Regions from separate parts of the Homo sapiens genome. Here regions 2 and 3 are each linked to region 1. A link is an interaction called in ENCODE POLR2A ChIA-PET data of the cell type or tissue named here. Cell type or tissue: PC-3. All regions are shown on one strand. Each heading gives the region's core, and the rest is flanking DNA. Links, peaks and the distances in the headings are about the cores only.

The links. ChIA-PET counts read pairs that join two places held together with the same protein. Peaks named below come from ENCODE experiments on the same cell type or tissue, not always from the same donor. Only the 100,000 strongest peaks of a DNase experiment are listed, where the experiment ranks them.
Region 2: POLR2A ChIA-PET joins it to region 1 with 9 read pairs; 1 of 35 experiments calls an interaction of 5 or more read pairs at or near these places.
Region 3: POLR2A ChIA-PET joins it to region 1 with 5 read pairs; 2 of 35 experiments call an interaction of 5 or more read pairs at or near these places.

What each region holds. Positions count from the first base shown.
Region 1 is chr12:60,262,559-60,269,748 of GRCh38, reverse strand. LOC124903071 (a long non-coding RNA gene) reads right to left here. Exons shown (of 2, transcript XR_007063566.1): 2 at 3,867-4,102. Among named protein-coding and RNA genes, the nearest start is that of SLC16A7, 670 kb to the right of the region's middle. In PC-3, for the core only: no CTCF peak of the experiment used is centred there; DNase peaks (open chromatin) are centred at 3,018 and 3,298; H3K4me3 peaks cover 978 bases; H3K27ac peaks cover 2,983 bases.
Region 2 is chr12:60,706,854-60,713,927 of GRCh38, reverse strand. No RefSeq gene overlaps it. Among named protein-coding and RNA genes, the nearest start is that of SLC16A7, 1.1 Mb to the right of the region's middle. In PC-3, for the core only: no CTCF peak of the experiment used is centred there; no DNase peak of the experiment used is centred there; H3K27ac peaks cover 420 bases.
Region 3 is chr12:60,879,956-60,887,050 of GRCh38, reverse strand. No RefSeq gene overlaps it. Among named protein-coding and RNA genes, the nearest start is that of SLC16A7, 1.3 Mb to the right of the region's middle. In PC-3, for the core only: no CTCF peak of the experiment used is centred there; no DNase peak of the experiment used is centred there.

The sequences.
Region 1 (7,190 bases), core at 1,269-6,268:
GCCTCTGTCTCCACACCTCCCCGCAAGCAGAGGGAGCTGGCTCCGGCCTTGGCCAGCCCAGAGAAGGTCTCCCACACGTTGCAGCAGCGGGCTGAAGGGCTCCTGAAGCGCGGCCAGAGTGGACGCCGAGGCCAAGGAGGAGCCGAGAGCTAGCAAGGGCTGCTAGCACATTGTCACCTCTCAGTATGGGGGTAAGTGAATGAAGGTATTTCTTTTTTACTGATTTACTTTTAGTTGGCTGTTTAATACCTGGATGGAAATCTCAATATCAAATGTGCAGTTACAGGCACAGTTTTAAAGTTGTTCTTATTAAAATCCTTTTGGCATAATTATAGATTCTGAAGCATATGCCTCAGCCTGATGCTAAAGAAAGTATTTATCCTGGCTAACACAGTGAAACCCCGTCTCTACTAAAAATACAAAAAAAAATTAGCCAGGCGTGGTGGCAGGCGCCTGTAGTCCCAGCTACTTGGGAGTCTGAGGCAGGAGAATGGCGTGAACCCCGGGAGGCGGAGCTTCCAGTGAGCTGAGATGGTGTCACTGCACTCCAGCCTGGGAGACAGCGAGACTCCATCTCAAAAAAAAAAAAGTATTTAATTAGATAATGCTTGTATGCTTTAGCTATTTTTAGAGCTGATATCAGAACCCTATTATTCCAGAAGCCATTTGTCCTGAATAGCAGGTAACATTTGCTAGAAAGAAAGTGGCTCAAGATGATATAATCAGGGCATCTGGGTTTAGATTGCTAGCTGTATAATAATAACAAAGTTATTGAATCTCTATACATCTGTATTTCCTCCTATGCAAACATTTGTCGATGTAAAAATTAAATGAGCTACTATATTTAATACATCATCCATAGAAAGTGCTTGAAACATAGTAAAAATGACATTAATTCTGATAGTATGTTGAAACTCACCCACCAATTGTGTTCACACTTATTCCTAAATTACACTATTTCCAGGACAAGTGATTCATGGTTTGACCATTGAGAGTTTAAGCTTAGCATGTTTTGTTACAATACCCAATATACTTTTTTAAGTAAAACCATGATATCAAATTCCTAGCTATATTCTCCAAATTTATGTTATATTTCAAAGCCATACACTTTAAAAAACAGAGTATATTATTTTTAATAAACACTTTTCTTTGCCAAGAAAGAATAAAATCTGTTTATACTCTGCCTATTTACAGCATGTTGTGAAATATTCCTACAGTTTATACCCATTAATTTGCATTAAGAGAATAACAAAAGAAGGAAGCATGTATATGTATATGTGTGTGTGTATATATATGTATATGGGTATGTATGTATATATGTGTATATATATGTGTATACACATATATATACACATATGTGTATACACGTATATAATATGAACTGCCGTTGGTAAACAAGACTCAAATTCAAATTAAAGTCACTTTACACAATTATGTTGTAAAATGCTGGCAATTTTTGATTGTTTATTCTTATTTTTCACAAGGCAAACAATATAATCTGTGTGATTTTTGCCTTAAAACTTAATGTCAGTAACAAACATTTGATTTCAATAAAAAGTTTAACTAAAGAGTAATTCTCATCTGATTATTTATATTTTCTGTTCGAAGATGCTTTTTCTAATTGGGTAACTCTTGTTTATAATATACAAGAGATTATAGGAATATTGTGCATATACACTCATGCATAAAGGTGTTTCAGTCAATGGTGAAACATAAAGATGTTTCAGTCAACGATGAAGCACATATATAATGGCAGGGCCATAAAATTATAACGCAACTGAAAAATTCACATTGCCTAGTGACATGGTCATTTTAATGTCATAGCACAACTCATTACTCACACATTTGTGATGATGCTTATGTATACAAGTGTACTGCACTGCCAATTGTATAAAAATATAGAACTATTTGGTCATAAAAAAGAATGAAATCATGCCATTTGCAGCAACATGGATGAAAATGGAGGTTATTATGTTAAGCCAGGCACAGAAAGACAGATGCTGCATATTCTCTCTCATATATGGCGACTAAAATAATTGATCGAATGGAGGTAGAGAATAGAAGGATAGATGCCAGAGAATAGGAAGTGTATGTAGGTGGGAGTAGGGAATTTAAGAAAGGTTGATTAGTGGGTACAAATATACAGTTAGATAGAACAAATAAGCAACAAAATTCAGTAGCAGAGTAAGGTGACTATAGTTAGCAACATTGTATTATACATTTCAAAGTAGCTAGAGGAGAGGAATTGAAATGTTACCAAAACCAAAATGATAAATACTCAAGATGATGGATACCCCATATATCTTGACTTTATTACACAATCTATTCATGGAACAGATGCATGCAGCCCCTAAATATGTAAAATGTTTTGATTCAATAAAAATGTATAGCATGTAAAATTATGTATAGTACATAATACTTGAAAATAATAAAGTTATTGGTTTATGTACTTACTATACTATATTTTTATCATTATTTTAGCATGTTTTCTTACTTACTAAAAAAGGTAGCTGTAAAACAACCTCGGGGAGGTCCTTCAAAGGGAATTTCAAAGGAACTCATTGTTGTCATAGGAGATGACAGCTCCGTGAGTGTTTTTGCCCCTGAAGACTTTTCAGTAGGACAAGATAGGGAAGTGTTAAGATAGTGATATTGATGATCCTGATCTTGTGTAAGCCTAGGTTAATATATGTGTTTGTCTTTTATTTTTAACCAGTTTAAAAAGTAAACAATAATTATAAAAAATTAAAATTAGAAAAATATATTTGAATTATATTATTTTTGTACAGTTGTACAGTGTGTTTGTGTTTTAAGCTAAGTGTTATTACAAGAGTCCAAAAGGTTAAAATCATTTAAGTAAAACAGTTTCAGTAAGCTAAGTTTAATTTATTACTGAGGAAATAAATTTTTTAAAATTTAGTATAACCTAAGTGTACAGTGTTTAAAGTCTACAGTAGTCCACAGTAATGTTGCAGGCCTTCACATTTACTCACTGTTTACTTACTGAGTCATCCAAAGCAATGTCCAGTCCTGTAAGCTTTAACCGAGATAAGTGTCCTGTATACATGTACCGTATTTATTTTTATTCCATATTCTTTCTGTAACTTTTCTATGTTCAAATATGTTTAGATATGCAAATACTTACCATGGTGTTATAAATGCCTGCAGTGTTCAGTGCAATAACATGATGTATAGACATGTGGCCTAGAAGTAATAGGCTATACTATATAGCCTAGGTGTGTAGTAGGCTATGCCATCTTGATTTGTGTAAGTACACTCTATGATGTTTGCACGAAAAACCACCTAAACGCATGTCTCAGAACTTATCCCTGTGACTCACTAAGTGAGGTATGACTACTTCAAATGAAGTATCACAAGCTATTGGCCCAGAATTTTAATATCCTTTCTAAAAGCAGAATAATTAAATGCTTTCATCTGGCAATCTTACCTGTAAATGGTTTCTATGTGGTATCTTTCCAATGAGGAGTGATTTAAAAATTATTTTCAGGTGTTACTTGGCTTGCTTAGAAAGAGTTCTCGTCAATATATAAAAATGGCATGTTGGCCCATTTAAAATTAGTCCAAGTTCCAAATGTAGGTTAGAAATGAGCTGTGTGTAAATAATGCTCCCAAAGTACATTTTTACAGTGTAATAAGTGATGTTATTCACTGGGAACATTTTGACACTTCTACATTTGGCAAACAGTGGCAGCTCATTTTAAATCTACCTGCTTTTAGAAATAGCAACTGGTGATTTTGAAGATGGCTGAATTTGCTAAAGTCATTCAATAAACAAACTGTTGCAAATCATTTTGATGCACACAGTGAAAGGTCAGAATTCCAAAGCAAACACACAACCAAATACATTTCCAGGCAGTGATTGTGTAAAGTTTATTAAGAGAAGCAAAATGGATAAAAATTGTATGAGAATATGCAAAGGTAAATGTTCTCTAGGCTGCCTTGTTTTCCTTGTCTGCATCTTAAACTTCGAGCATGCTGGAATACTGAAAACATAAACTCTTTCCAATTAATTTAATACAGGATCATAATAGGTAGTTCACCCCCTTCTAATGGCAAGCTGCCAGTCAGAACCAGTTGATCCCTATTAAAATGAAATAAAAACAAAACTAGTGTCAATATTTGGGTAAAAACACAAATGAGAAAGAAAAACAATCTCCTTATAATTAAATTAATTGTAAACATGAATATTTCAGACTATACAAAAATATAAAGTGATTCAATCATTTAAATAGACCTGCAAAACAAAGAAACTTCTAGAAGCACATGGAGCTGCATGCCTTTTTGTATAATTATAACAACTGTTATTTTTGGAGCTTTGGGATGTATTGAATACTTTAATGTCCATTATTTTATTTACTCATTTATTCCTTTATTCAGCATGAATTTGCTGGGTACCTACTGTAAAAATTTAAAGGTGAGTTATAAATAAAGCCTTGGTGCTATTAACATATATATGGTATTGAAATTAGAAGATGGGATGAGTACTTCTCAGGTGATTACATATTTAGAATGAAACAGGCAAACGGTGGATTGATCAAGATATTCTAAAAATGATATTAAGTATTTTAGTTTATGGATAGAATTTACAGCAAAGAACAAAAATAATAAATGAGTGTGGATTTTTAAAAATTAAGTATATCAAGAGTGCAACAAAGAGGAGGGTGAGTATATAATGAATAAGTTCAGTACGATAAAGACTTCAAGTTTGACTTTCATATTTTAAGCTACATGCTGACACTGGAAAAGTAATAAAAATCTGTAGTAGTTTATAATTAGATATGGATAATGTGTATTAGACAGCAAGAGGGCTGAATGATCAGCCTTCAGGTAATCTGTACATTGCCCATTGGATTAGGTGACTGGTTCAAGAATAGGCATGTTATCTAATTTCAGTCAATTGTAGATCTCTTAAAGTATTTTCAAATAGAAACAATAAAAAAAGAATTATCTCTACTCTGGTGGTGATGAGAGCTGTATGTAACATATTGATTATAAAAATAGCCAGAAAACATCATTCCTTCTCTATCCATACTTTGCAATCAGTCTTTCCAATAAGAAAAGAAAGATATTTCAATAATCTTTGAATTTAGGCTGGCCTTCTGACTTAATTTAGCAAATACAATGTGGGAGTATAGTATAGATGAAGAGCCAGTTCTGATCCTAGAACTGAAGAGGTCTTTCACATTTTTAATTTTTGTCTTGTATCTGTGTCTCCATAAAAACAAACCTGGATAGCCTGCTGGATAATGGAAGAATATAACCTGCTGTCGAAGAGAATCAAAAACTTGAAAGCATTCCCCCTGAGAACTGGAACAAGCCAAGGATGCCCACTTTCACCACTTCTATTCAACATAGTACTGGAAATCCTAGACAGATAAATCAGATAAGAGAAAGAAAGAAATGGCATCCAAATTGGAAAAGAGGAAGTCAAACTATTGCTGTTCAAAGATGATATAATTGTATGCCTAGAAAACCTAAAGAATCATCCAAAAAGCTCTTAGATCTGATGAATTAATTTAGTCAAGTTTTGGGATATAAAATCAATATACACAAGTTAGTAGCTCTGTTATATGCCAAAAACAATCAAGCTGAGGGTCGAGTCAATAACTCAATCCCTTTTGCAACAGCTGCAGAAACAATAAAATACTTAGGAATATACTTAACCAAGGAGGTGAATGATCTCTGCAAGGAAAACTACAAAACACTGCCAAAAGAAATAATAGATGACACAAAGAAATGAAAACATATCCTATGCTCATGGATGGATAGAATCAATATTGTGCAAATGATCACATTGCCAAAAGCAATCTACAAATTAAATGCAATTCCCATCAAAATACCATCATCATTCTTCAAAGAACTAGTAAAAGCAATCCTAAAATTTATATAGAACCAAAAAAAAAAAAAAAAAAAAGCTCACATAGCTAAAGCAAGACTAAACAAAAAGAACAAATCTGGAAGCATCACATTACCAGACTTCAAATTAAACTACAAGGCTATAATTACCAAAACAACATGGTACTGGTATAAGAATAGGCCTGTAGACCAATGAAACAGAATGGAGAATGCAGAAATAAAGCCAAATACTTATAGCCAATTGATCTTCAAGAAAGCATGAAAAACATAAACTGGGATAAGGACACCCTATTCAATAAATGGTGCTGGGATAACTGGCAAGCCACATGTAGAAGAATGAAACTGGATCCTCATTTCTCACTTTAGATAAAAATCAACTCAAGATGTATCAAAGACTTAAATCTAAGACCTGAAAAAAATTCTAAAAGATAACATTGGTAAAAGTCTTCTAGACATTGGCTTAGGCAAAAAATTCATGACTAAGAGCCCCAAAGCAAAGGCACCAAAAACAAAAACAAATAAATGGGACCTACTTAAACTAAAAAGTTTCTGCACAGGAAAATAAATAATCAGCAGAGTAAACAGACAAGCCACAGAATGAGAGAAAATATTTGCAAACTATGCATCTGACAAGGACTAGTATCTGGAATCTATAAGGAACTCAAAGCATCAAGAAAAACACAAATAATCACATCATAAAGTGGGCAAAGGACATGAATAGACAGTCCTCAAAAAAGATATTTAAATAGCTAACAAATATGAAAAATGCTCAACATCACTAATTATCAGGGAAATGCATATTAAAACCATAATGAGCTACCACTTAATATTATGTTTATTAATATTATATTAATATTTTCAATATTAAGCAATTTTAAACTTTCAATTTCTCTTTTGTGCGTATATGTATTAGTTAAGGCTTGTTTTGTTTGAAAACAGTAAATCCTAAGTCAAACTTAAGTGAAAAAATATTATTAATGGAGGCTTATAAGAGGGCTTCATATATTTGCTACTAGGAAAATAGTAGCATTCCAGACCTCAAGCACATCCTGTTTGTACTAAAATTTTCCCAAAGCTCCTTCTCCATATCTTCTATTTTCTTATATCTATGTATATCAGCATAATTTTTCTTTTCACGTATGCAGGATTACCTCCACGTACTGTACTAAAGTCTTGCGTATTTTATTGGACTAGATGAACTAAAAATTATATAAAAAAGAAATTGTGGGGTCAGGGAGAAGACTGAAGGCTGAAGTTGTATCATCTCATTTGGCTCTCTGCCATAATTTAATTCAACAATCATTCCCACGTTT
Region 2 (7,074 bases), core at 1-5,000, 450 kb before region 1:
TCCATTTTTACTTAGTTCAGAACTTTTTCAATTTTCATCTTAATTTCATCACTGTCTCAAAGATCATTCAGGAGGATGTTGTTTAATTTTCATGTATTTGTGTAGCTTCAAAAGTCTTTCGGATTGATTTCTAGTTTCATTACAATGCAGTCTGAGAACATACTTCATATGATTTTGAGACTTGTTTTATGGCCTAATATATGCTCTATCTTTGAGAATGTTCCATTTACTGATGAAGAGAATGTATATTCTGTAGTTGTTGGACAGAATGCTCTGTAAATATCTAGTTATGTCCATTTGATATAGAAGTCAACTTAAGCCCAAGATTTCTTTGTTAATTTTCTGTTTTAATGATCTGTCTAGTGCTGTGAGTCAGCTGTTGACATCCTCTATTATTATTGTATTACTGTTGGTTTTTTATTAGGTCTAGTTTTAGGAATCTGGGTGCTCTGTTGTTGTATACATATATACTTAATGTTGTTATATCCCATTGTTAAATTGATTCCCTTATTGTTATGTTATGAGCTTCTTTGTCTTTTTTTTCCTGTTTTTATTTGAAGTCAGCTTCATCCGATTTAAGTATAGCTACTTTTTGCTTTTGGTTTTCGTTTGTGTGGAATATATCTTTCTTTTTTATCCTTCCATCTATAATTGTCTACCAGAAAAGTGAGTTTCTGTTAAGCAGCATATAGTCAGTTGATGTTTTTAATCCATTCAGGTAATCAATATCTTAAAGTAGAGCATTTAATCCATTTACCTTTTGAAGTTAATATCGGTATGTGAAGTTTCATTTCTGTCATAATATTAGTTGTTATCTAGTTTTTTTTGTAATTTTTTGATTGTTTTCCCTCTGTTTATCTTTTGGTTTGGTGGATTTCTGTCATGTTACCATTTGATTTATTTATCTTTCTCCTTTGTATGATTGTTTTATGAGACCTGTGAGGATTAGTTTTATGTGTTTTTATGATGGTAAATATCAACCTTTAGTTTCCTAGTTTGGAGCTTTTTGAGCAGCTCTAGTAGGGCCTGTCTAGTGGTGATTAATTGCCTCAGCTAAACCATGTGTAAAATACAATCACAAAAATATTCACCTAGTTAGATATTCACTAGTTAATCTCAGCGGAAACAAAGGTGATTCCAACTTAGTGGAAACCAAGCCTCTAGAAATCAAGTAAGGAATGGATCCATTTATAGAACTGACTTTGATAATCATGTCTGACATATTAAACATAGTTAAGTATCCAGGTGGGCTGTTTTTGTTTAAAACATTTCCTTCAAATCTACATATGATTTTTTTTTAATCTCTAGGTTATCCCTTAGAAAATGAAATACATTGTTTACTGCAGGTCTAGAAATTCTGAGGAGAAAATAAGAGTAATGTTTTTTATGGCTTGTTTGACTTACTCTAGTAAACTTTAAGGAGCGTATGTACTAGAAGAAGCAAGTCTTTCTTGTTACTCTTTTAAACATCCTCTACCCCTGGTTTTATTCTGCCAGCATGGTTATATTAGAGAAAAAAACTTTCTACTTTATTAACAAACTGCAAGTTTTTGCTAAATTTTGTTGTCCAAACGTAAAAATGAAATAGAAATGAATTAGGTGGTTACTTCAGCAACATGTAATGGGAAGCTCCTGACCCAAAATCCACCTAGAGAAAGACCAAATAAACATCTATTCATGAGTCAGTTTTCTTTGAGAGAAAGAGAGAGACCAGTTGAGAGACTGCTACACACTAGCAACTGAGAAAATATCCACAATGTATGAGCAGAAAAATCTGAGGAACACTCAGGCACTGACCTTGCCCTATGAACTGCACCATAAAATCAGGAAAGCAATCTCCAACATCCAATTTCTCCCTGTGGAGAAGAAAGTTTGGATCTCATATATGCCACCCAAATTCTAAGATTTCCCACCTGTTTCCATTCTCCTTTGCTGCCAATATCCAGTTCTGGAAACAGAGGAGATTAGACACATATGAGTCTTTACAGAACACAAGAAAAATAATGGTGGTTTTCCATGGGTGTGCAAGCACTTTCAGAGACTTCATTACCCAGTAACAGAACAACAACAACAAAAAACTGGGCTTGAAAAGTCACAGTCCCTGCTGGGCACAGTGGCTCATGTCTGTCATCCCAGTACTTTGGGAGGCTAAGGCTTAAGGCCAGGGGTTTGAGATCAGCCTGAGCAACATAAGATGCTGCCTCTTCCAAAAAAGTAACCCATGTGTGGTGGCACATGCCTGTAGTCCCAGCTACTTGAGAGACTGAAGCAGGACAATTGCTTGAACCCAGGAAATTGAGGTTGCAGTGAGCTATGATTGTGTCACTGCACTCTAGCCTGGAAAACAGAGTGAGACCTTTTCTCTAAACAAATAAAAATTTAAAAATTCACAGTCCCCTCTTTCTAAATGGAAGGGACATGCTCTTCACTGGCTACTTGGCTGCCTGACTTCTAACTAACTTACATCAGGGTGTTAAAAAAGCAGACAAACATGAACCTACCATCAGACTGAGAATCAAACTGACACTTCTTGAGCCTCTCCTTTGGCTTGCTCCAGTGATAACTCCAGGTCTATTAATCACTCTTGGAAGAAACGTGTATATACATTAATGCTTCAACTTTTATATCTTCCCCACAAGGGACTGCATTTAAACCTAGCTCTGGAAGCAAAGGATACTGGCATACATGTGTCCCTGCAGACCACAGAAAAAAAAATAAAAGGTAATTTTCTATAAATGTGCAAACACTTTCAGAGGCTTCATCCTCCAGGAGCAGTACAGAGAAAAGATTTTAAAAATGTAGCCCCATGATTCTTTCCAAAAGGGACACATTTTTCCAATGGCTACTTGGCAGCTGGGCTCGAAACTAACTAGCATTCTGAAGTTAATGGGGAACAAAAGTATTAGCCCTCTGGAAGCCTGAGAAGTAGACTGATACTTCTCCAGCATTCTTCCCCAGCTCATCCTAGCAACAACTCTAAATTTATTAATTTCTTCTCTCAGAAGTTTGTACACACATTCAGTTTTCCAACCTCTACAGCTTCTACCTGAGTGATTGCCTCCTAAACTTCCTTGCTCTGGGAGCAGAGAGGACAAACCATATGCGAGTCTTTCTGGACCAAAGAATGAAGTAGAAGTTTTACAGTTTTACAGTTTTACTTTTATTCCCCAGGAGTGGTGCAGAGGAAGGGCTTTAAAAATGCAGCTCCCTGTTTCTATCTGGAAGGGATTCATGACACACATTGAGTGCCCCAACTTTTACAGCTACCTCATGAAGAACTCCAGGCTAAATATATTAGTTCTTGGAGCAGAAGGGACTAAACATATGCATGTCTCCCTAGGTCACAGAACAAGGATATGATATTAAGCAAGCATGCAAACACTTCCAGAAGCTACGTGCCCTTGGAGCAGTGTGGAAAAGGGGCAGAAACACAGCTTCCCTTTTCTCTGCAGAAGAACCTATGGCACACACTTTTATTGGCTACTTTATGTCCTGGCTTCTAACAAATGTACACAGGAAAGGTAATGGGAAAAGCAAACAATAGCTTTTTTGGCAGCCAGAGTCAGAGTTTGGCACTTCACAAATCTTTCCTTCAGCTGCCTCCAGTGATAAATCCAGGTGTACCCATTTGTCCTGGAAAGAGTTTGACCATGCATCAACTGGCACAATTTCAATAACACCCACCCAAGGGATTATCTCCTTAATGTCCTACCACTGGTAGTTGATGGTGCTTTGCATTTTGGAGTGTCCCTAAAACATAGAAAAAAGAGATAGATTTACAATGGACTTGCTTCCAGCAACTATCTTCCCAGGATCAGAGGGTATAGCCTGAATATGAATAAGCATTTTCCACAGATCATCTCCCTAGCTTAGTGAAGAAACAGTGGGAGATAAATATCTATACTTAGCTTCATTATGAGGCTAAAAGAAACTGGGACACACATCCAACACATCACCTATTCCAACTATGTCTAGAGAGTCTCACTCCTACCTTACTAGTGTCGAAGTGCTGAAAGGATGAGGCACACACTATGCTTCAGGGGGCCACTGAAAACATAGATAGTAGTCTGATAAAACACAAAGATTTGAAAGGCACCTTAAAAATCTCTCATCAGACATATTGGTAAGATCCTTCCCTACATGAGGTCAATCTGACAAGACTTGGAGAGATGGTTTAGATCTCCTAAAACCAACACAAGTTAAGTGATGATATATGACATACCCAACAGAGGATTCAATATAGTAGTCATAAAGATGCCTTCTGAGGTCAGCAGAACAATGGTCTCTCTCTTTCTCTCAAAGACAACTGACTCATGAATAGATGTTTATTGGTTCTTTCTCTAGGTGGATGGTGGGTCAGGAGCTTCCCATTACATGTTGCTGAAGTAACCACCTAATTCATTTCTATTTCAAAAAAGAGATAGAATTTCAATAAATAGATAGAAAGTGTAAAAAGTACAAAACAGAAGTCAAAGAGTTAAAGAATACTATAACTGAACTAAAATATTCAACTGAGGAGTTCAATAGAAGATTAATCAAAAAGAAGGAAGAATTAGTGAACTTGAAGACAAGTTACTATAAATTGAACAAATCTGAAGAGTAAAAACAAAAACAAAGAAAAGAAGTCAGGATAGTTTAAGAAACTTACGGGACACCATCAAGCATAGCAACATTTGCATTATAGGTGTATCAGGAGAAAAGACAGAAAATATATTTAATGAAATAGTAGCAGAAAAGTTTCTAAGCCTAGGGAAGGAAATAGAAATCTAGATGCAGAAAGCTCAAACGGTGTAAAGTAAGATAAATCTAAACAGATTAACACTAAGACACATTAAAATCAAACTGTCAAAAGTTGAAGACTGAGAAAGCTCAAAGCAGAAACATAAAAGTGAATTGTTACATACAAAGAAACTGCTATAAGAATATGAGTGGATTTTCCAGCAGAAAAAAGGAGTGCCATATGCCAAAAAGGAGTGGGATAATATATTTAAAATCATGCAAGAAAATAATATCAACTATCAACACTATATTCAGCAATGCTATCTTTAAAAAATGAAGGGGTAATAAAGACTTTCTCAAATGAACAAAAGCTGAGAGAGTTTGTCACCACTAGATCTGCCTAAGAAGAAATGCTAAAGGACATTCATCAAGTCAAAGGAAGAAGATGGTAATTCATAACATGAAAACATATGAAAATGAAAAATTCACTGGTAAAAGTAAGGACAATTTTAAATGCAAACACTCTAAAACAAATGGCAGTGGGTTAACCCATTATATCTTTAGTATAAAGGTTAAAACGCAAAACTATTAAAAACAGCTAAAACTGAAATAATTTGTTAAAGATATATATTATTTTAATAGTGTAAAAGGTGACATCAAAACATAAAACATTGCTTGTTTTTGTTCCCATTGCTTGCCTGACAAGCAATGGGAAAAGGACTCCCTATTTAACAAATGGCATTGGGAAAACTGGCTAGCCATATGCAGAAAGCAGAAACTGAATCCCTTCCTTACACCTTATACACAAATTAACTCAAGATGGATTAAATACATGAACATAAGACCTAAAACCGTAAAAACTCTACAAGAAAACCTAGGCAATACCATTCAGGACATAGGCATAGGCAAAGAATTCATGACAAAAACACCAAAAGCAACGGCAACAAAAGCCAAAATTGACAAATGGGATCTAATTAAACTGAAGAGCTTCTGTACAGCAACAGAAGCCATCATCAGAGTGAGCAGGCAACCTACAGAATGGGAAAAAATTTTTGCAACCTATTCGTCTGACAAATGGCTAATAACCAAAATCTACAAAGGAATTAAACAAATTTACGAGAAAAAAAAAATGACCCCATCAAAAAGTGGGCGAAGGATGTGAACAGACACTTCTCAAAATAAGACATTTATGCAGCCGACAAACATGAAAAAAGCTCATCATCACTGGTCATTAGAGAAATGCAAATCGAAACTACAATGAGATACCATCTCACTCCAGTCAGAATAGCGATCATTAAAAAGTCAGGAAAAAACAGATGCTGGAGAGGATGTGGAGAAATAGGGATGCTTTTACACACTTGATGGGAGTGTAAATTAGTTCAATCATTGTGGAAGACAGTGTGGCAATTCCTCAAGGATCTAGAACCAGAAATACCATTTGACCCAGCAATCCCATTACTGGGTACGTACCCAAAGGATTATAAATCATTCTACTATAAAGACACATGCATATGTATGTTTATTGTGGCACTATTCACAATAGCAAAAACTTGGAACCACCCCAAATGACCATCAATGATAGACTGGATAAAGAAAATGTGGCATATATATACCATGAAATACTATGCAGCCATGAAAAATGATGAGTTCATGTTCTTTGCAGGGACATGGATGAAGCTGGAAACCATCATTCTCAGCAAACTAACACAAGAACAGAAAACCAAACACCACATGTTCTCACTCATAGTGGGAAGTGAACAATGAGAACACATGGATGCAGGGAGGGGAACATCACACAGCAGGGCCTGTTGGGTGGTGGGGGCTTAGGGAAGGGATAGCGTTAGGAGAAATACCTAATGTAGATGACAGGTTGATGAGTGCAGCAAACCACCATGGCACGTGTATAGCTATGTAACAAACCTGCATGTTCTGCACATGTATCCCAGAACTTAAAGTATAATAATAATAATAAACATAAAACATAAGAGGAGAAAAAGTAAAATTGTAGAGTTTGTGTATGCAGTCAAAGTTAAGTTGTTACTAGCTTTAAAAAGCCAGTTATAATTATAACAAAAATAAAATAAAAATTCTATGTGCACGTATTGATAGAATTAATATTGTTAAAATATTAACACAAATTACATTTGTACAAATTTGGTAGGGATTATATTCAATCTATAGATAACAGCCCAAAGTGACCTACAGATTCAATGTAATCCCTACCAAAATTCCAATGTGGTTCTCGCAGAAAGAGAAAAAGAAAAAAAAATTGTAAAATTTGTGTAGAACCCCAAAAGATCCATAATAGCCAAAGCAATTTTGACTAAAAAGAAGAAAGCTGGAGGAATAACACTA
Region 3 (7,095 bases), core at 2,096-7,095, 620 kb before region 1:
AATAAACAATGGACTTAAACTATACCCCAGAACAAATGGACTTAACAGATATTTACATAACTTTCTACTCAACAGCTGCAGAATATACATTATATTCATCAACACGTAAAACAGTCTCCAAGATAGACCATATGACAGTCCACAAAACAAGTCTCAACAAATTTAAGAAAATTGAAATCATAGCAAGTACTCTCTCAGACCACAGTGAGATAAAATTGGAAATCAGTTTCAAAAGAAACCTTCTAAACTATGCAAATACATGGAAATTAAATAACCTGCTCCTGAATGATTATTGAGTCAACAATAAAATCAATAGGGAAATTTAAAAATTCTTTGAACTGTATGATAATAGTGACAAAACCTATCAACACCTCTGGGATACAGCCAGGGTTGTGCTAAGAGGAAAGTTAATAGCCTTAAACACCTGCATTAAAAAGTCTGAAAGAGCACAAATAGACAATCTAAGGTCTCACCTCAAGGAGTTATAGAAACAAGAATAAACCAAACCCAAACACAACAGAAGAAAGGAAACAACCAAGATCAGAGAAGAACTAAAGTTGAAACAAATAAAAATACAAAAGATAAATGAAACATAAAGCTGTTTCTTTGAAAAGATAAATAAAATGTATAGACCATTACCGAGATTAACCAAGAAAAGAAGAGAGAAGATCCAAAAAAGCTCAACTAGAAATGAAATGGGAGATATTACAACTGATATCACAGAAATACAAAAGAACTTTCAAGACAGCTATGAACACCTTTATGCGTATAAACTAGAAAACCTGAAGGAGATGGTTAAATTGATGTAAATACACAAACCTCATAGATTAAACCAGAAAGAAATAGAAACTCTGAACAGACCAATAACAAGCAGTGAGATTGAAATGGTAATTAAAAAGTTACCCCCAAAAAAGTCCAGGGCCAGAGGATTCACAGCTGAATTTTATGAGACATTGAAAGAAGAATTGGTATCAATCCTATTGAAACTATTCAAAAAGAGAAAGAAGAAGGAAGTCCTCCCTAAAACATTCTGTGAAGCTGGCATTACCCTAATACTAAAAACCATGAAAGGACATAACAAAAAAAGCAAACTAGGCCGGGTGTGGTGACTCAAGCCTGTAATCCCAGCACTTTGGGAGGCTGAAGCGGGTGGATCACCTGAGGTCAGGAGTTTGAGACCAGTCTGGTCAACATGGTGAAACGCTGTCTCTATTGAAAATACAAAATTTAGCTGGGCATGGTGGCAGGCATCTGTAATTCCAGTTACTCAGGAGGTTGACGCAGGAAAATCGCCTGAATCCAAGAGGCAGAGGTTGCAGTGAGCCGAGATCGCACCACTGCATTCCAGCCTGGGTGGCAAAGGCAAAACTCCATCTCAAAAAAAATAAAAAATAAAAAAAAAGAGCAAACTACAGAACAATAACCCTGATGAACATAATAAAAATAAAAATTAAAAATCCTCAACAAAATACTAGGTAACTGATCCCAACAGCATATCAAAAAAGTAATCCACCATGATCAAATGAGTTTCATACTAAAGATGCAGAGATGGCTTAACATCCACAAGTCAATAAATACGATACACCACATAAACAGAATTAAAAACAAAAATCACATGATCATCTCAATTGATGCAGAGAAAGCATTTGACAAAATCCACCATCCCTTTATGATTATAACTGTCAGCAAAATTGGCATAGAGGAGACATCACCTTAATGTAATAAAAGTCATCTATTACAAACCCACAGCCTACAATATACTGAACAGGGAAAAACTAAAAGCATTCCTTCTGAGAACTGGAACAAGACAAGGAAGCCCACTCCTACAACTTCTATTCAACATAGTACTGGAAGTCCAAGCCAGAGAAATCAGACAAGATAAAGAAGTAAAGGGCATCCAAATTTGCAGAGAGGAAGTCAAACTGTCTTTTTCTGCTGAGGACATTATTGTATACATAGAAAACCATAAAGAATTATTCAAATGTAGAACTGGTACATGTACTCAGTAAAGTTTCAGAATACAAAATTAATGTACACAAGTTAGTAGCCTGGCTCTACACTGACAGCAAGCAAACTGAGGATCAAATCAAGAACTCAACCCCTTTTACCACAGCTGCAAAAAATAAAATATTTAGGAATATACTTCACCAAGGGGGTGAAAGACCTCTACAAGGAAAACTACAAAACGCAGCTGAAATAAATCATAGATGATTTATTTCAAACAAACAAATGGAAATATATCCCATGCTCATGAATGGGTAGAATCAATATTGTGAAAATGACTGTACTGCCAAAAGCAATCTAAAAATTCAACCTAATTCCCATCAAAATACCACCATCATTCTCCACAAAACTGGAAAAAAAATCCTAAAATTCATACAAAACCAACAAAGAGCCCGCATAGCCAAACCCAGCCTAGCAAAAAGAACAAACCTGGAGGCATTACATTACCCACTTCAAACTATAATGTAAGACCATAGACACCAAAACATCATGGTACTGTTATAAAATCAGACATATAGACCAATGGAACAGAATAGATAATCCAGCAGTAAAGCCAAACACTTACAATCAACCGATCTTTGAAAAAGCAAACAAAAACATAAAGCGGGGAAAGGCCACCCTATTCAACAAATGGTGCTGGCATAATTGGCAAGCCACATGTAGAAGAATGAAACTGGATCCTCATCTCTCACTTTATACAACAATCAAATCAAGAGGGATTAAAGACTTAAATCTAAGACCTGAAACCATAAAATTTCTAGAAGATAACACTGGAAAAATCCTTCTAGACATTGGCTTAGGCAAGGACTTCATGACCAAGAACCCAAAAGCAAATGCAAAACAAACAAACAAACAAAACAGATAAATAGATGAGAATTAAACTAAAAAGCTTCTGCACAACAAAAGAAATAATCAGCAGAGTAAACAGACAACCCACAGAATGGGAGAAAATCTTCACAGTCTATACATCTGACAAATATCTAATATCCAGAATTTTCAAGAAACTCAAGCAAATCAGCAAGAAAAAATCAATCCCATTAAAAAAGTGGGCTAAGGACATGAATAGACAATTCTCAAAAGAAGATATACAAATGGTCAACAAATATATGAAAAATGCCCCAAATTTCTAATTATCAGGGAAATGCAAATCACAATGTGATACCACCTTACTCCTGTAAGAATGGCCATAATTTAAAAAAATGGATTTTGGTGTGAATATGGTAAAAAGGAAACACTTTGACACTGTTGTGGGACTGTTAACTAGTACAATCACTATGGAAAATAGTGTGGAGCTTCCTTAAAGAACTAAAAGTAGATCTACCATTTGACCCAGCAATCCCACTCCCGGGTGTCTACTCAGAGGAAAAGAAGTCATTATAAGAAAAAGATACCTGCACATTCATGTTTATAGCAGCACAATTCACAATTGCAAAAATATGGAACCAGCCCAAATGCCCATCAATCAATGAGTGGATAAAGAAATACACACACACACACACACACACCACGGAATACTATTCAGCCATAAAAATGAACAAAATAATAGCATTTGCAGCAATCTGGATGGTATTGGAGACCATTATTCTAAGTGAAGTAACTCAGAAATGGAAAATCAAACATCATATATTCTCACTCATAAGTGGGATCTATGCTATGAGGATCCAAAGGCATAAAAATAATATAATTGGCTTTGGGGACTCAGGGGAAAGGTTGGGAGGAGGGTGAGAGATAAAAGACTATATACTGGGCATAGTGTACATGTACACTGCTCACGTGATGGGCGCATCAAAATATCAGAAATCACCACTAAAGAACTTATTCTTGTAACCCAACACCACCTGTTCCCTTGAAAACCTACTGAAATCAAAATATTAATAAAATAAATGAAATTTTACAGTGTCAGTTACACTCTGCCAACTAAATTTATTTAAATTAATCTCAAATTGAGGTAACCAGATGCAGCGCACAAACTATGTCACAATAGCTCAACCTGTTTTCTTCAAATAAAATAGTGAATACCTTTTCATGCCAGTGTTTTTCCTGGAGACATAGTGAATATTTGTAAAACACACCAAACATTCAGTTCAAATGTGGCTAGCACCAGCCTCATAACACGATGTGTGATAAGAATGTTTCCCATTGTGCCCAAAGAAAGCAGCCTTATGAAAGAAAGCAGAATGCCTATGGCTATAGACTAAGGATTTTCTGGAAGAAGGCTAAACTACAAAGGGATTGTTGTGAAGTTTACTGGCCACTAATATACATGAATGTTTTGAACAAAGACACAAGAGAGAAAGAGCATCATCCAGTTTCAGGGTCATCTTTTATTTAAATGAAAACAATGAAATTATGAGATTTTGTTTAAAAGATATGGTATATAAAGTATATTCAGTAACTATTTGAAGGCTCATTTTCTATGAAAGAAAAAATATTCTTAGAATTAAAAGTATAACCAATTATTGTTCTATAACCAGAAAAAAAATAGATTAAATGAATAACTTTAATAGCTATTAGAGTCTGGTTTAGGTGATGTAAAATTACATACATGTATATTTTCCTTTAAAATTTTTAGGTTTAAATTTTCACCTTTTGTGGGTAGATAGTAAGTGTGTATATTTATGGGGTCCACGAGATATTTTGATATAGGTATGCAATGTGAAATAAGCACAATATGAAGAACGAGTTATCCATCCACTCAAGCAATTATCCATTAAGTTGCTAACAATCCAACTATATTCTTTAAGTTATTTTAAAATGTACAGTTATTATTGACTATAGTCACCCTGTTGTGCTATCAAATAGTAGGTCTTATTCATTCTTTCTAATGAATTTTTTGTATTCATTAACCATGCCCACCTTTCCCCAGCAATACACTACACTTCCCAGGCTCTGATAACCATTCTTCTACTCTCTATGTCAATGAGTTCAGTTGTTTTAATTTTTAGATGCCAGAAAAAAGTGAGAACATGTGACGTTAGTCTTTCTGTGCCTGGCTTATTTCACAAACATAATGATCTCTAGTTCCAACCGTGTTGTTGCAAACGACTGGATATCATTCTTATTTTTATGGCTGAGTAGTACTCCACTGTGTATATATACCACATTTTCTTTATCCATTCATCTAGTTATGGACACTTAAGTGACTTTCAAATCTTAGTTATTATGAACAGTGTTGCAACAAACATGAAAGTATAGATTTATCTTTGATACACTGATTTTCTTCCTTTTGGGTGTATTCCAAGCTATAGGATTGCTAGATCATATGGTAGCTCTATTTTTAGTATTTTCAGGTACCCCCAAACTGTTCTGAATAGTGATTGTACTAATTTACATTCCCACCAACAGTGTATGATGGTTCCCTTTTCTCCACATCTTCTCCAGCATTTTCTATTGCCTGTCTTTTGGATATAGGCCATTTTAAGGGTCAGTTAATATGTCAATTTAACATGTATTTGAATTTCTCTGTTCATCAATGATGTTAAGCACCTTTTCATATGCCTGTTTTCCATTTTTATGTCTTCTTTTAATGTCTATTCAAATCTTTTGCCTATCTTTTGATTGGATTATTAGACTTTTTTTCCCTATGGGGTTGTTTGAGCTTCTTATATATTCTGATTATTAATCCCTTGCCAAATGCATAGCTTGCAAGTATTTTCTTCCATTCTGTGAGTTGTCTCTTGGCTTTGTTGATTGTTTCCTTTGCCATGAAGAAGTTTTTTACCTGATGTGTTCTCATTTGTCCATTTTTGCCTTGGTTGCCTGTGCCTGTGAAGTATTGCTCAATAATTTTTGCCTTGATTAATGTCCTGGAGATTTTCCCCAAGGCTTTATTGAAGTAATTTAATGGATTGAGGTCTTAGACTTATGTCTTTAATCCATTTTGATTTGATTTTGGTATATGGCAAGAGATTAGGATCTAATTTCATTCTTCTGCATATGGATATTCAGTTTTCCCAGCACCATTTATTGAAGAGATTGTTTTCTTCCCAGTGTATGTTCTTGGCACCTTTGTCAACAATGAGTTCACTCTAGGTGTGTGGATTCATTTCTGGGTTCTTGATTTTGTTCTGTTGGTCTACGTTTCTGTTTTCATGCCAATACCATGTTGTTTTGGTTACCATGGCTCTATAGTATAAGTCAGGTCATGTGATTCCTCCAGTTTTGTTCTTTTTGCTCAGAATAGCTTTGGCTACTCTGGGTCTCTTGTGATTCCATATAAATTTTAGGATCTTTTTTTCTATTTCTGTAAAAACTATCATTGGCACTTTGATAAGGATTGCATCAAATCTATAGATTTCTTTGGGTAATATAAATATTTTAACAATATCGATTCTTCCAATACATGAACATAAAATATTTTTCCATTTTTGTGTCCTCTTCAATTTCTTTCCTCAGTGTTTCATAGTTTTCATTATAGAGATGTTTCACTTCTTTGGTTAGGTTGATTCCTAGTCATTTAATTTTATGTATTGCTATTGTAAATGAGGTTTTATTTTCACATTGTTCACATTTGCCATATAGAAACGCTATTGAGTTTTATATGTTGATTTTGTAATCTGCAACTCTACTGAATTTATCAGTTATAATAGTTTTCTTGTGGTGTCTTTAGGTTTCTCCAAATATAAGATCATATCATCTGCAAACAGGGATAATTTTACTTTTTCCTTTCTAATTTGGATGCCCTTTATATCTTCCTCTTGTCTGATTGCTCTAGCTATGACTTCCAGTACTATGTTGAATAACAGTGGTGACAGTGGACATCCTTGTCATTTTCCAGATTTTAATGTAAAGGCTTTCAGGTTTTCCCCATTCAGTATGATATGAGCTGTGGGTCTGTAATACATGGCTTTTATTATGTTGAGGTATGCTTCTTCTACCCTCAGTTTTTTTAGGGTTTTTATCATGAAGGGATGTTGAATATTATAGAATACTTTCACAGCATTAATGGAAATGGTCATGTGACTTATATTTTTCATTCCATTGATTTGATGTATTACATTGATTGATTTGCATATGTTGAGCCATCCTTGCATTTCAGGGATAAATCTCACTTGGTCATGATTAGTAATCTTTCTAATGTATTGTTGAATT